Linked DNA regions of Mus musculus: region 1 is linked to region 2. A link is a loop called in an ENCODE intact Hi-C map of the cell type or tissue named here. Cell type or tissue: heart. All regions are shown on one strand.

Region 1 (8,000 bases), 110 kb after region 2:
CTCTGTCCCTCCCCCTCCCTCCCTCCCTCCCTCCCTCCCTCCCTCCCTCGAAACTGGAGAAGCAATATACTCAAGTTGCCTGAAGGGCAGGAAGCAGGAGCAAACTAAAGAGCAAGGGGTGGGGATGAGGCTCAGCCACAGAGTGTTTGCCTACCATACGAAAGGTCCCGAGTTTCAATTTTAGCACAAAAAAAAAAAAAAAAAAAAAAAAGGAGCTCAGAGTTTAATGAACAATAGTAAGGAGGAAAAGGAAAGAGACAACAAAAACCAAAACCAACGAACAAAACAACAAAAAAACCCACTTAGGTGGGACATGATAGCGGAGCGCCAGCTCTGCCCCTTCCTGGTCATAGGCTCAGACCATAGGAAGTTGCCTAGAATAACTATTTGGCCCAACCTCGTTACTCTACAGAAGGAAAGGATGCCAGAAACACATGGCTTGCTCAAGGTACACAGGCATTTGCTAAGCTAAATGTTAAATTAAGTAAGACCTTAAGTTCTCTTTTACCATGCAATGGCAGGTAGGCCTATTAAGGATCATTCAATCCTGGCTCTGTTTTCCATAGTCAGTGAATTGTAGTATATCAGGGTATGAAGGACATTCATTCATTCAACAGTAAGCACCCACTGAAACAAACGTAATGGCCAAAAGTTCCTGCTACTAAGCCTGATGACCTGAGTTTGATCTCCAGAGCCCACATGGTATAAGAAATAAACCAACTCCAGCAAGCTGTTTTCTATACGTGCACCATGGCATGCGCATGCCCATGCACACACAGTAAACAAATGCATTGGAAAGAAAGTTGCTCCCCCTAAAACTCCATAAGCTCCTATTATGCATCAAGCATTGTGCTTAATTCTAGGGACCCAATATTCAAGAAAACATGTTCTAAGGCTAGGCTCAGAATATGGACTGGCAACTGTCAAGTGTCTCATTCAGGCACTGCTTTCCAATAAATTAGAATTTGAGTAGCAAACCCAAATTGCTTGTATCATTTTTATTTTTCTGGTAGCTCCAATTAAAAAAGAGTGACAAGAAACATCTGAAATTAATTTTAATAATATATTGAATTAACTGAGTAGAGAGTTAAAACATTATCAGTTCCACATGTAACCAACATAAAATAGTTAATGAGATATTTAGAGTTCTCTTTTGGTTACAAGCGTTGAACATGCAATATGCATTTTCCAATTACAGCACACCTCAGTTGACACTAGCCACATCTTAAGTGTCCAATAGTCACATGTGACCAATGACTTTGATACTAGACACTATAGGTTCAAGGTAAATAACAATAGTTGTCCACTAACACCTAGCTTTGTCAAACACTAGGCCAATTTCCCCGTAGCCTCTTAATTTATAAATTCACAGCTTGTGAACATAACCGTGATATCTCATGTCACTTTGTGCTGCTATGAGAAAATACCCAAGACTCAGTAATTTATAAAATTAAAAATGTAATCTTTCTCAGTTCTGGAGGCAAAGTTCAGGCGGTTAGAGCCAGGTGTCTCAGCTTCCAAGAGGAAGCCTTCAATTCAGTGCGCTCTGAAGAGGAGGAAAATCTAGGGGCTGAGGGTGGGGGAGGAGATGGAGCAGGAGAGGGCCAACTGACTCCTCAGAGGCCTTTTAGAGCAGTACCAGCTTAGCCAGCTCCTCAAAAGTCTCCGCCTCTCAGAATGATTGCACTGGGGACAAGGTTCCTTTCAATTTTATTTTAGACATAATTATTTTTATTTTATGTGTATGGGTGTTTTGCCTGGATGTATGGTCTTTACGTGTTTACAGTGCCTCCTGAAGCCAGAAAGAAGGTGTCAGAACCCCTTGCTTGGCACTAGAGTTATAGTAGGGGCTTGGGAGCTGCTGCCGTGTGGGTACTGGGAATTAAACTCAGCAATCAGTGTTCTTCACACCTTAGCCACCCCCCCATGCCCTTTTAGGCCCTGTTTTAAACATTTTTGATAGTTTTCAGATAGTGCACTAGGAGATGGGTATCTTTGTGACATTTTCATTCATCTGTCATTATGCTTTGTGATTACTGCCTCCTTCATGTTCCTCCTGCCATCGTCTCTTCTTACTGGTTTCCTTCACCCCAAATAGTCCCCTCTTCTGCTTTCGTCTCTCAAATATTTCATTACCCTCCATCTGTTTAGACTTCTTCCTCCCTTCTCGTAGGCCCTGTTCTATGCCCTACACACAAGCGTGCAGCATCCTATCCCCAATACTTAACTGTAACGTGCAGGCTCGGGCAGAGGTGCTTATTTAAATCATTGAAACTGTGAAGCAAGTTGATAGAAACAGAGATAGGTGGGTTCCAGAATACATGACATCTTTTAATTTTTTATTAGTTGCTATTATTATATGTGAGAGGCAAACATAATGTTGTGTGCATGTCATGACACACATACAGAGGTCAAGGGACAGCTCTGTGAAGTCAGGTCTCCTTCTGCCTTTACTTTGGTTCCAAGGACTGAACTCAGGCCGTCAGGCTTGTATTACAGCGTGGACTTTACTTGCTGAGCCAAGCTTCCCAGCCCCAAAATACAGGCTATCTTAAGCCTTTGGCGATGTCCTGAATTTAACTATTTGTAACATGTCCTAAGTCACTTTAGCCAGTAATCAAGAGGACCAGTATCCACAACAGCTTTGCTATTATTGGTGTTAGAAGCTCCATGCCAATTAAAGAGGGAAAAACCAAAATCGGGGAGGCTCCGTTTTTCCTGGTAAACAAGTCTAGATAGTACCTAGAAGCCCAGTTCAAGCGTCTGCTTCAGGACACTAAATTATTTCAAATTAGCTCATCAGAGGAAAACCAGAATTTTAATGTAGGTTCACAAGATCTAAGGAACACAAATGAATCAACAAAGAAACAGTGGCATCTGTTAATCTGAAGGGTTTTAAGGTCTTCAATCTTAGCCTAGGACAATGCTATCAGTATAGTAACTTTAGAATTAGGGTCTTATCCTGGACCTTCAATCCCCTTCGTATGAAAAGGACCTTTGTATCTGGCTTTTATTTTCTTCAACTATTTCTGCTTATTTGCTGCCAGTGTTCACGGAGAGGCTCTTGGCATCTGTCATTTCCTACCAAGCAAGATCAGTATCATTCGCAGAGCATAACAGACAGCACAAAACAACATCACCAAGTGACTTGCTACCTGCCTGCCTTCTTGTGTGAGAAGGATACGTTTTAAGAACCCACCATTTTGAGATTTCGGAATACATTCTAAGTGGGCTCACATTTCGTTCTGTTCCCAGGGTTAAAGATAATCTTAGTTCTATTTTTTTTCTTCCTTCAACTCATTGAGGAGGAAGTGATTTGCCTAATTGCTTACTACAATGGGAAGCGTCTGAAGTCATGTCTAGTATGCAGAGCATTTCCAGGTATTTCCTGGTTTTGAAAAGTCCCACGTGTTTCGTGGTGTTATGGCTAGACAACAGATCTTAGGTCCTTGCTCCAGTGGATATTTTGACCTTAATCTCTCATATCAGTTAAGACAAGAATTTGTAAGGTCTGTTTGTTTGTTTTGTTTTGTTTTGTTTTGTTTTTCTTTTTTGAAGGCTACCATACTTTTCCAGGTCAGGGAATTTCGTGAGCATAAAACATAGTGTGTCTCTGCTTTCTCTTTTTATGATCACATATAGTCAAGAAAAAATTATTCTCATTCCTCAACTCATGTTGGGTCCCAATTCCAGTATGATTATGTCTACCATTCCAGTCCTACCTATGTGTCACCTCCAAATCTGAAAATAGGGTTTGACAGTGACGAGTGTGCCCTCTGCTGACCGGATGTCTCCTCTGCAGTCATGGCCACAAAATCCACTGCCTCAGTTACCTGACAGAACCATTAAACAGAGAGGAGACATGGATACCAGCTCTTGCAAAGCGTCACCTCCAATGCCCTTCATCCGTCCTTATAATAAGAAAATTCTGTTGTTTTCACTCTAGAAGTTTTCAAGTTGTGAATTTCTACCAATTTAGCCACAAAAGTACATTTCTAGTACTTACCAGTCTCCCACCTGACAAAAAGCTATACCGTATAAACAGCACTGTCAGAGCACGCTATAATTCAGCACAATAACAAGCTTTTAAAGCAGGGTTTTAAAAGAACTCTTTTTCTGGGAGCATGAAAAGTAATTAGAAATACATTTTGAGTCCTTCCTAGATCCTCGGCTCTCCTGGGGTATGCTTTAGGATGCGTCACTTTTCTCACACGCCTCCTCCCCCCCACCCCCGCCCCCACCAGAGCTGCCGTGTGAGCCTGTGTCTCATTCTCAAGTCTTTTCAGCTGGAGGCCTCCTGCGCCTTCCCAGCTTTCTACCCGGGCCTCTCCCTTCCCACTCCTTTTCTTTCCGTCTTTCTTTCTTCCCTGCCGGAGATCAAGAGAGGCACCTCCAAGGTTACATGCAACCCCACAGGAAGAGACCTTGGCTGGGATACTGGAGTATATTTGCCACCTGCAGAGAAGTGCAGCCACCAGAGGGACAAACACCAACCCACTTGAAAGCCTTCAGTTCTTGGGCCTATTTGCCTATGGGATCAGGGTAGGGTGGGGGTGGGCTGCAATGTCATGGCTGTCTTCACACGTTCTCAAACCATCTCGTGGGAGGAGACCGACCCACAGTTTGCCTTGAAGTTCTAACTCTGTGAATTTTGGATTCTCCTCCAAAGTTCAGGCTTTGAGAGGTCAGGAAAGCGATCCTGACTCCCTGGGGGTTGGGAGGAGCAAACGCCTGTGGATAAGATTCAGATTGAGGCAGGACAAGGACCAGAAGGATCACCCGAAGTACCCAGTATGATGGAATAAACCCAGGACCAGCCAGAGAGAAGCTCTAGAATGCTTCTGAAAACTGAATACTTCCGAATAAACAGACCCTGAATATTCATTCAACCCTAAGACGGGGAAAGAAGGGTTCCCAGTGTCACAGTACCAACTACCAAGTGGCCAGGGACCACTACTTTGAACCCCTGGCGTTGTTGGGGGTTGGGGGGGGGCACTGCTTCCAAACCTAAGAAAGGAGACTACAGAGTCCATGTTAGGAATTTTGAGGATGAACCAAGCTTCAAGAGTGGTGGTGAATCCAGAAAACGTTAACTACATTCTCGATTACCTGCTCAAGTCAGAGTCTGGTTTATGCTTATTTAGAAGCTGGGAAAAGATCGTCTGGAAAAAGGTTAGCATCATTTGGTTTGGTGAGGAAACAGGGTAGATTATACAAAGGGGCTGTTGGGAATGAGGAGGAGGGAGAAGGGGTTGGGCGGGTGGGTGTTGGTGGCTGGGGCTTCGTTCTGAATTAGAACTTCTGTCTCTGGGGTTTTCAAGGACAGTTAGAGGAGAAACCGGACTCCCCTGCAACTCCAAGGACTGGCTTGTAAACTTAGTACAGTTGTTCCTTGGTTAGAGGTTTCATACGTTTGGTGAGCACATTTGGCAACCTACGCGCGAGGGGAGGGGGGTAGATAGGGAGCTATGGGCGGAGAGTCAATGTGTGCCCGCGGGGTGGGGGTGCCGCTAAGTCCTGGTGTGGCTATACGCATGAATCGTGCCCAAGCATTTTGTGCCACCCCCACCCGTTTTTAACAGATGTTTCTGAAAGGTCCCTGGGGGAATTTCAGGTCCACTTTCCTCATAGGAAACCTGAAGTGTCTGGAGCTCTGAGAACTGTGCCGCACCCCCATCTCCCAGGCTTGTTTGGGTTTGCGATAGGTTTCTTTCTGTTGCCGGCTCCCCACCTGCGCCAGATCCGCTTCCCACCCTTGCCGCTCCATCCTCCTGGCCCTACAGGAGCTAGAGTTGTCCCAGACCTCAACTTGAACCAAAACCCCGTGCCCCTTCGCCCTCACTACCTGTATTTCTGGATTCTCCAGAACCCTAGGCTGGCCGCTATGAATGTGTTGTGTGGCTCAGTGTTGATGCAATACAATGGCACCGTGAACGCGGAAAAATAAATAGAAGGACAGGGCATATGACTCTCCGTAGTGAAGTCTTCGAATAAATAAGAGGCTGAGTTTTCACTGTTGAATGTAAATTCCTTTGAAGTGGAACTAATCATTTCAAGATAGTTCACGTTGTCCTAACAACGCGGGTGAATGGCAAGGACCCTTCTTTTTGTTAAAGATATGTTTTCTTTCTTTCAGTCAAAACTGATGATGATACCCCTTTCACGCTCTGTCCTCCAGGATCGTAAATCTCCACTCCCAGCTACCCAACCAAACCATACTTTCAGAAGCCAAGGCCCCGCGGGTGACCGCTTTCAGGAGCGACTCGAGTGCACTAGTTTCACGTCCACTTGTCCCCTGCCAACCCCCAGTGGGTCCCGGCACTAGAAGCCCACTGGGGTCCACTTCCCGGCCGTAGGGGGCGCTGCGTCCAGGGAACTGCGGAGGAGCCAGACTGCGCTGGCAGCTGCCTACTGGATGGGAAAAGTTCTGGGACACACAGATTGCAATTAAACACCAGCAGGATAGATATGGTGACTCCCACACCTTCCAAGTCCCTTGTTAGTGTTTCCCTAGCCTCGGGAATGTGAAAACTTGCAGAAAAGCTGTGTTCTTCTAGCCTGCACTTATAAAGTAGCCAATGCTTACTTACTCTGGGGAGAAAAGGTCACTCCCAAACAATCCAGTCCAGCCAAACCGTTCAGATTTTAACTTTTTTCTCCCAACGGGAGCTTCCTTTAACAATCCCGAAAACCGTTGCGGCCCGTGCCCCTGGCCTCCCCGCCTAAAGGCTTGTAGCCTGCCCCTCTTTCGACGTCCTGGGACCTCGAGGCCACGGTTTATGCCCCCAAAGAAGGGGGCGGGCTGAATTTCCGCGGCCTAAGAAAGTACTCTGGAGGTGAACAAAAGTTACTTCTAGTTCACCTACTCAGAGAAGTGGAGGTGTGGGGAGAGCGCTCCAAAGAGCGCCGTGAGCCCACTCTTGGACCCTAGGGATGCTAAACCTAGGACTCGGGTGGGTAGCTGGCTTCCCCGTGGGTAGCTCTCATTCTTCAGCCCACCGAAACAAACAAACAAACAAACAAAACCAAAAAAACAAAACCAAAAAACGAGCAAAAGTGAAATGCTTCGGCAAACGAAAGTAACTGATCCGAACAGTGACAGGATTAGGTCGGCGCTGGACCGGTCCCTAGAGGAGCGGGGTGAGCGGAGTCTCTCCAAAGAAACTGGGCACTTGGTTCCCAGCTTCAGTCAGGGCCAGGATTGGATTCCTGGAGGCCTAGCCCAAGCTTCACTCATTCCCTTTTTCGACGCTCTAGAGCACTATCCTGTGACAAGTGAAGGGGATTCCTAAATTCTCATTTATTCCCTTTGCGTCGCGTCTTGCGTCTGTAGAAAAGAACAAGGCCCTGGTCCGGGTCCTAATGTGGACCCTTAGCATTTGCTTGGGTTTTAAGCTCTTCTCTGCATTGCGGAGGCGGTGTGTGTGTGTGTGTGTGTGTGTGTGTGTGTGTGTGTTTTCAGAGGCAGTTTGCTCCTGACTAGAGATCTTTTAATACATGAAGCCCGTGCAGCCTTAATAAAGCCAGCGAACCAGGATGGGAGGGCCATCCCTCGCTCCCCCCCCACCCCCCCACTCCCCGCGGTCTAGGTGGCGTCCTACTGCCTGGCCCAGTCAGCACCGCCGCTCTTGCCCCGCTGTACGTACCTTGCCAACAAAGAGAATCTAATTTAGTGGACCCTCAGGATGTCAGTCAGGGGAAACAACTTGGAGAGAGTTCACCAGCTGGGCTACTCCGACGAAGTTGGAGCCGGTCTTTGGCTTAGCTTGTGTTCTGATTACAGAAGCGACTGCTTCTTTCTTTGAAACAAAACGAAACAAAGATTCAAAACTCGACTGCAAGACGTTCTGCTGCTAACTCCGAGAAATGAACTGGGCCCTGCAGCTGCTTCTACGCTGTCCTTTTATGTCCCATACTCAGAGTTATCCTGTAAAATATTTGGATGGCTTTCGGGATTAGCGTTGTTTTTGTTTGTTTGTTTGTTTGTTTATTATTTATTT
Region 2 (8,000 bases):
GATGAGGTGGCCACAGAAAGCTCAAGCCCTGGCGAGCTCCGTTAGAGCTTCCCAGTAAACAACTGATTGTTCCCTCTACTCTCTTCCCCCTCCCAACTCAGCTCTCTCCTTCTCGACCCCCCTCCACCCCCATCCTCAAAAGGGGTTCAAGGTGTCAGTGCTGGAGCAAATCGGATTTAACGTGAAGGATAGAGGGTTGGCAGCGCGGGCGCTTCCGTTCTGCGGCCCGGTATCAGGCCGAATGTTTACAAACCGCCGACCGCTAATAAAGAGGTAATTACCTTCATGTGTTTGCGCAGGGAGCTCGGGTGTGTGTAGGACTTGTCGCACACTTTACAGATATAGGGCTTGTCCGAGGTGTGCACATGCATGTGCTTCTTGCGGTCGCTGCTGTTGGCAAACCGTCTGTCACAGCCTTCGAATTCACATTTGAAAGGTTTCTCACCTGCAAAAGGCAAAAATGCAAAATAGGGGGAGGGAGAGAATATAGTTAAACCCAGAAACTTCTCAGAGTGGTGAGCGGGAGATTGAAAAGTCCGGTGGTCTTTCTGCAGAGGGGAAGCGCGGACAGTGGAAGGACATAGCATCTGTTTTCCCCGGAGGGGGAAAAAAAAACCATAGCTTTGATTGAGCTGACTGAGTTGGGGAGTGGTGATCTTAGGCAGGGGTAGAGTAGGGCCGGCCCAGAACCCGAACATCCATCCCTTTGTTCTCTCAGGAGCAGAAAGCTGGGGGGGGGGTCGTCAGAAGTTTACCCTAAGTTGTGCTTCCACTCCAAAGAACCAGGGCTCCCAATGTGCGGGCACATAACACCACCACCTCAGCAGTGTAACCAAGCTGGGTAGGACAATGGGCCGGGAATGGGACAGTCCTATCCGTCCCCTTCTTTGTGTCTTTTCATTTGCCTCTTTCAAATGTAGCGGTTTTGCTAAGCCTGGTAGTCTTACTAATTTTCGGAAAAAGAGAACACTACATAAATCCGGGGACTACACACACTTTTACAAGAGATGCTGAGCAAGCCACAGAAACCAGTGCCTTCTCTACTTTATCTTTCCTCCAAAGAACTAAACAACCTGGAACTCCAAATAAAAATAGTTTGACAAAAGTATCAGTCATTTAATTAGGAGATATGCCAATCAAGTGTAAAAAAGAACGGAAGTAACCAAAGTTAGTTTTCATTAGCATTTCTATGGTTGCCTTCCCCGAATGTGTTCAGAGAGCTAAGTCGCTTGTAAGCAATATACTCCCAACACATTCGGAGTCTCTTCTTAGTAACCCAGAAAAGAACACAAAAAGAGGTGGCGCCAGTTGGTTCCTGGGCGCGAGAAGGTCCCAATTAGTTCCTGAGACCACAGCAGTCTGCTCAGGAACTTAGAACTCGGCAAAAGCGCCGCAGGTTCCTGGGGGGTGAGGGGTGGAGAGGCTGTGACAGCGCTTGGTACTGAAAGGTCTCGGCGGGGCGCCGCCCCTCGGCTTGGCCTCCACCCCTCTCCCTCTCTGGCTGTTCAGTCTGCTTGGTGGCAGGGTGCCCCTGGGGAGACCCGCGCCCACCTGTCTGCTCCCCCTTACCTGTATGGGTCCTCTTGTGGATCTTGAGGTTCTCAGAGCGGGCAAAAATCTTCCCGCAGCCCGGGAAGGGACACGGGAAGGGTTTCTCGCCAGTGTGCACTCGGATATGGTTGACCAGTTTGTACTTCGCCTTGAAGGACTTGCCTTCGCGGGGACATTCCTCCCAATAGCAGACGTGGTTGTTCTGCTCCGGGCCCCCCACATGCTCCATGGTAACATGCGTAACCAACTCATGCATGGTGCTGAAGGTCCGGTCGCAGCTCTTCTTGGGCCGGCTCAGCTGAGCCTCCTCGATCCACTTACAGGACAGCTCCTGCTTGATGGGCTGCCGCATGTAACGGAAGAAGGCGCCCGGCCCGTGGTGGGCCGCCACGTTCACGCCCATGTTCATGTTCATGGGGCTATAGTTAGGGAACTGCGCACTGGCCGCGTAGGGGTCCGTGCGCGGGCTAGCCACGGGGCGGTATGGGTCTGCACGGCCAAATAGCTCCCCGCGCAGCCCCAGATGGACCTGGTTGTTGTCCACGTGCCCTGTGGGCGACGGGTGCCCAGCGCCCTGCTCATGAAGCCCAGGAAAGAGCAAGTAGCTAGGAGGCTCAGGAATACCAGCTGGAGCGTGAAGACTGCTCGCCGAGCCAGCGAAAAGCCCGTGCTGCCCGCCCCCGGAGGCTGCCTCGCTGAGCCCAGAACCGCGCTGACGGAACAGAAAGTCGCGCGTGGAGTTGAAAGCGGCGGAGGCAGCGCCGCCGTAGGTGGGCACCTGGCTGGCGTGATGGTGGTGATGGTGGTGGTGATGGTGGCCCAGGGCATTGGCATAACCTGAACCCTGCGGTGTGAACGCTGAGCTCTGGCCCGAAGACAGATCGTGAGCGGTGGCTGGGCTCAGCTTGAAGGCAGCGGCGGCAGCGGCGGCGGCCGCAGCGTGGGTTGAGTCCCCGAAGGGATTCAATCCCATGCCTGCAGGCTCGCGGTTGGGCATCTCGTGGTGGCGCGGAGCACCGAAGCTGCCCACTCCCAACCCAGGGAACTGCGGGCCTCCGTCCAGGAGCATCGTCATAGGTAGGGTGTTCTGGACACAGAAGATCCGGCCGAAGTGAGCAAGGGTGCAGGCGAAGGAGATCCCTGAAGGGCCGTAGTCGGAAAGGGATGGCGGCGGTTGAACACTGCCTGGAGACCCCCTAGGCGCTACCCGGAGCTGCAACTTTCCTAGGCTGCGAGAGTCTCCTGCAGAGGGACGGGAGGGAGGAGGGGAAGAAAAAGGATTGGGGGGAGGGCGATGGGAGAGGAGGAGGGAGGAGAAGGGAGGAGAAAAGACTCTAGGACTAAATCTGCTTAACAAACTAACAGGAGCGCACAAAGAAAAATAAGCAAAATAATAAGTGGAGGGCGGGGTTTGTCAATCCTGTCCCGGACACCCCTCCTCTACTCAAGAGCGCGGAACCACGGGGCCAGAGGCTCCTCGGGTCCCGGCTTTCAGGAGCAACTGCACCAAGAAGCAGAGGCGGAACGTGGCCAGAGGGCAGGCAGCCTGCAGTAAGCAGGCTCGAACCTCACTGCTCGCTTCGCGAGTCCAAGCCTCTTCACCTCCAGAGTAATGTCCTTGGACTGATAAAGTCAATCACTCACTCCTCGCACATAAACCGAGCGGGAGGCTGGGCAGCGCGCACCAATGGGGAGCCAGCTGGCCTGAGATCACCTGACCCCCGGCCCTGTCGCCCATTGGCCACCGACACAATGATTGGCAGCGCGAAGCGGAGAACATGGCAGCCGCTGCCGGGCGACCCCAGCTGATTGGGTAGCTGCGGAGCGCCCGGCAGGTGAGGCAGCCGCTGCTCAGCGTCCCTGAAAGGGATCCGCCGGGTTTGCGAGGCTGTGGGGAACTGGGGCCAGGCTTCCGCAAGCGGCGGGACAGAGCTGAGCCTCTCCCTGGCTTGGCCCTGCTCTAAGCCGGCAGCAAGCACCCCTCGCACGCTCTGTACCCGCCTAGACTAAAGAAACTCTTTGACCCAAGAAGATACTTGTCGTTGCCGTTCCCTTTCGGTCCAGAAGACACTGTGGTACCCACTTGGGACCCTGCTGCCTCACCACCTTGAGAACGTTTTCCTTCCGTAGGTACCGAGAACAAATTCCCGCATGAGTGGGGCAAATCTGTGTTCCTGATCAGCTGTGGCTTTCACCCCACACCCCATTAGATTATAAACCCAGGCCGGTTCAGTTTCTTCCCTGCCTGTGCCCCAAACTAGAGGTAGCTGTCCACTGCCCAAACTAGAAGAAACGATAGCTCATAGAGCCTACTAACGGTAATTCGGAGTCAGACTGTGACCGTGTGGTCTGTGATTAGCGGCTGTACTCACTGCTTCTCAGCAACATCCCCTTGTCCCGTGATAGAACAGACAACAATACAACAGCCATGTACAACACAACCTAAGCAAATAGCAGGAAACACGAATGAAACACAGAAAGCAAGCACACCTCCTGAAAGACGCAGAACATACTAAATAAAGTAAGCAACACAGTATCAACACTAAACAAAGCACAGAGAGCATATAGACACATACCAGAAACAAGCATAGATGCTAAATTAATGTGTAAGAACACAGCCTATGTATACAAAACACAGAGTAAAAACATACTAGACAGTGACTGTGCTTTTCGTGTGGCTGGAGCAACAAGCTTTGAATACTCAACATTCTGAAATGCCGAAGTGTTAAAAGGACAACAGGGAATGGAATTTTCCTCCCCTCTTAACATCCCGGGCTTTGCTCTCTTCTATGCCTATCCAGTGAAGCACCTAGTGACTCAGGGAAGCAGTCAGTCCCTCAAGGAATTGCTTTCCAGGGAACTGTGCTGGAGTGGCCTCTTTACCCACCACTCTTCCCCCTGGTGAGAGGTTTTTTGTTTTTGTTTTTTTTTTTTGTTGTTGTTGTTGTTTTTTGTATTTTTTCCCCCTCTGAACAAAATGACCAGAAGCAGGGTTATAAATCCACCCATGATTTGTGCGGCAAAGCACTAGCAAAGGGTGGAAGAAAGTGAGTGGGAAGAAAAGACTGAGAGGTGGCTGGGATTGTCACATCCCAAGCAGGGCAAAGCCTCTAAAAGTCTATGCCTTGAGGCAGGCTCACAGCCTGGCCGCCATCTCTCTGTAGCAAACAACAACTGATCAAGTTCAGAGGCGCCAGGAGAGACCGCCTCAAGCAGCGCGTTAGAACTGCAGCTTTTCCGGTTCTGCCCTCCTCCTATCTGACTGATCTGGCCAACACCTCACCTTCTAAGATAGTTTGCGGAGAGAAGGTGCTACTGGCACATCTTATAGTAAGTCACCCCTTCACAGCCAATTCACCCCAATCTCACTCCACATTTAGAGCCCACTCCCCAGATTGCAAGGTGAGAGTGCACTGATGACTTTTAAATTATTGCATTTACCGAAAACAAGCTCTTAAAAAAAAAAAAAAGAAACCTCTCTTCTCCCTCTACAGAGTTTCTTTGCGGGTGGAGTGGGGAGTTTTAGAGAAATATACAAATATACTTAAATCATGCAAATGAATTCCGTGGAGTCAGGTTTGCAAAAAAGGTTGGTTTGCTTTTCTTCCTTTTTCCCTTTGTCTTATTTTTCCTTAATTTCCTTCTGAGCATCCCAGTACCTCTCCTCACCCCTACCACCCCAAGACGTCTAGCTGCTTAGTAAAAAGTTTGGATCCTGTCAGCTTGGAGACTCAGGGAAAGCAGCTGTCCCGCTACCGCTGCTGCAAGAGTTTCCCGGCAGTCCCTGCAGATACCCGGATAAGCGAGGGTCTAGAAGGATTGGAAGTCTGAGCAAGCTACCCGGCAATGGCTTGGAGAAGAGGGTTGGTAGTTGGGGACTAGCATTCCTCTTTTTGGGGAGGAGTCTCGAACGCAGGGCAAGGGGATGCTGCCGCCGCTGACCTACCGGGTACCGAGTGTCCGTTTTGATGCGGCCACATTCCGATAATTAATTGCCTCCAGCACGTGCTCTGCAGTCCCTGGAACAAAAAGGCATAATTCAATTAGATCATCAACCGAGAAGTGGGAAGGTGGGAAGGGGGAGGGGTGAGTCCCAGTTAAGGGGCAGACCTGAGGCGGTTCAGCTAGGCCAAAACCCAGGCAGAGGAGCTCTTCCCAAGGCAGCCAGGCCCCTTAGGAGTGCAGTTGTTCAGTGAGGCTCAGGGGTTCCAGATATTTCCCAAAGGATGAGACTGGGGACTCTATGAGCAGCAGGGCACAAGGAGACCATTTCGAATTCTGTTGTGGTTGGTATGGGTGGGAGTTTCCATATTTGGGGAGGGGAAGCCCTGACTCTTAGTCGCGATGGAAAGCAGTATGTCTCCAGTTGTAGCAAGTCACCGCATGAAAAAAATCAAGTTCCCTGCGCCTCACAGAACGCCTCACAGTGTTGTTGGGCAAGAGAAAAGTTAACTTTTCTCAGGACTTGCAGCTTCTCTCTCAAGTTGCTTTTTTGGAAGGAGACTCTGGGAAAGACTTGCGGTGGGGGGTGGACCTAGAGCTTTGGGGAGCTGAGTCCAAGAGCCAGCCGAGTGGCGACTAGAAAGAGCAAAAACTTCCCCCATACAGAAGCTAGGGCCAGAGGTGGAAAGCATTCTTAGTCGTGTCCCCTCCCCTCCCCCTCTCCCAGGTGCAGGAAGGAATCATGGCGTCAGACAGGACCACTCGAACCTGGGTCGTGGTTCTTATTTTCCACTATAACCGAAGCTCCCTCAGCAACTTTGGCTTACTGGGGTTTACATGTGTATTAGGCAGCCTAAATTAACCAATAAATCTCTTTTATGTGTCCCCCAGTTGTATGTGGTCTGGTCTAAATATCCACATGTCTGCATGGATAGGAAATATAATAGGATCCTTTCCCTCACACTGAGTTCAAACAGTAAAGGGAGAAAAGATTATTTTTTATACCCAAATCTAAAGCAATAAATAAAATCAGAGAAGCCTATCATTGCCAAACGAGCAAGGCTTTTGAGTCTGAGTCTTTGTAGAACCTATCTTGGAGGAGGAGGAGAGAGAAAAAGGACCGCTGTGAGGGGCAACAGGGTAGAACTGGCTTCTCCATAGACCCCAGAGCCTCAGTAGGCAGCACTTTGCCCTTCTTCCCTTCCAGTCGCCTCAAAAAAACAAAACATGTGCCGCACATTGTGTTATCATGCAGTGTTTTTTAAAAAATTCTGTAGCGGACACGAAATGATCCTAAGTCAGAGACCTAGCAATTTTCTTTAAGTCCAAGGGAAACACTGCGGTCTTTTCTTCTGTTTTATATTTAGAAAAGACTTGCAATCTAACACTCACAACATTTTAAAGACCCTTTAAACCCAGCAAGCGGATTTCCGTTCTGCCAATGCTTCCTGATTTATTTCAATAAATGAATCTTTGAATCCAGGAAGGGAATTATTCCAAGACGCTGAATTTGGTGCCCCTGATTCTCCCCAATGGAGTACAAAGTATTTCTCGTTGAAACGTGTCCCTGAAACTCACCATTTTTCAAAGGTTTTTTTGTTGTTGTTATTTTTATTTTTCTGGTAAATGACAATTTCTTTACATAAATCTCCACCCTCTCTTCAGAGTCCCAGATCTTTTAAAAAGAAAGAAAAAAAAAAAACAAGAAGAAGAAGAAAGAGAAAAGGGGGTAAACCCGCAAATGGCAATAAAAAAATGAAGGAAGAAGAAAATAAGGGTAAGAATGTGTTTAACTCGCCTTTATTTATATGCTAAGATAAAGCTCTTAATTGGCCTCAGCGGCAGAGCTGAGCGGACTCTGGGACCTGCGGCCACACTCACCAGGCGCTCTCTGAGCTCCAGCTTTTACTGACTCCCCCAGTTTTCACTACAGTCTGGTCATCTGGCAAATATTTTAAAAGTCCTAAATACCTTTAAAATTAATAGAGAATCAACAGATAGGTATTGTTAATCAACCTTTTCCCCTCCTTAAAAAATTGTTTTGTCTTTGTCCTATGCAGTTTCAAGACACATTGCTGCTCAAGGTAATGAAATGCCAACAAGGCAGGGCTGAGACTCTTCACTGCACTTGTCAATCAGGGCTGTACAGATAGATATATACCCTTGAACTTCGGAGATCCAGGTTGCAGTAAATGGGGCTAAACTTGGAGACACAAGGCAGGCACTTAAAGCAAGGCTATGAAAATCCACTTCAGATCAAGCAGGTAGTTCCCGAAGTCCAGGAGACTGAGGAGGCAGTACTCATGAGCCCAGCCTGGTGAAAGGTTCCAGATAAATGATGATCCTGTCTCCTTAGGTGCTGTCACCAAAGAGCTCCTTTATACCTCCAAGAGGTACCCAATTGTTTGTCTCCAGTAGCCATGTGGCTTGGATGTCAAAAAGGACAAGTCACATTGAAAAAGAATTCCCTTTTTTTTTTTTTTTTTTTTTTGAGACCAGAATGCCTT

What was found. A loop is a pair of places that touch in the nucleus more often than their neighbours do. Peaks named below come from ENCODE experiments on the same cell type or tissue, not always from the same donor. Only the 100,000 strongest peaks of a DNase experiment are listed, where the experiment ranks them.
Region 1: it touches region 2 in a loop (5-fold over the local background); 10 of 42 quality-filtered maps call a loop at or near these places.

Annotation. Positions count from the first base shown.
Region 1 is chrX:57,919,816-57,927,815 of GRCm38, reverse strand. No RefSeq gene overlaps it. Among named protein-coding and RNA genes, the nearest start is that of Gm39517, 60 kb to the right of the region's middle. In heart, a CTCF peak has its summit at 3,785 (motif pointing left); no DNase peak of the experiment used is centred here; H3K4me3 peaks cover 2,410 bases; H3K27me3 peaks cover 2,456 bases.
Region 2 is chrX:58,025,807-58,033,806 of GRCm38, reverse strand. Zic3 (zinc finger protein of the cerebellum 3) reads right to left here and starts at 3,179. Exons shown (of 3, transcript NM_009575.2): 1 at 1,570-3,179; 2 at 282-445. The coding sequence starts at 2,626. RefSeq lists enhancers at 3,174-3,203, 3,346-3,376 and a cis regulatory region at 3,356-3,364. In heart, no CTCF peak of the experiment used is centred here; a DNase peak (open chromatin) is centred at 3,256; H3K4me3 peaks cover 3,273 bases; H3K27me3 peaks cover 6,003 bases.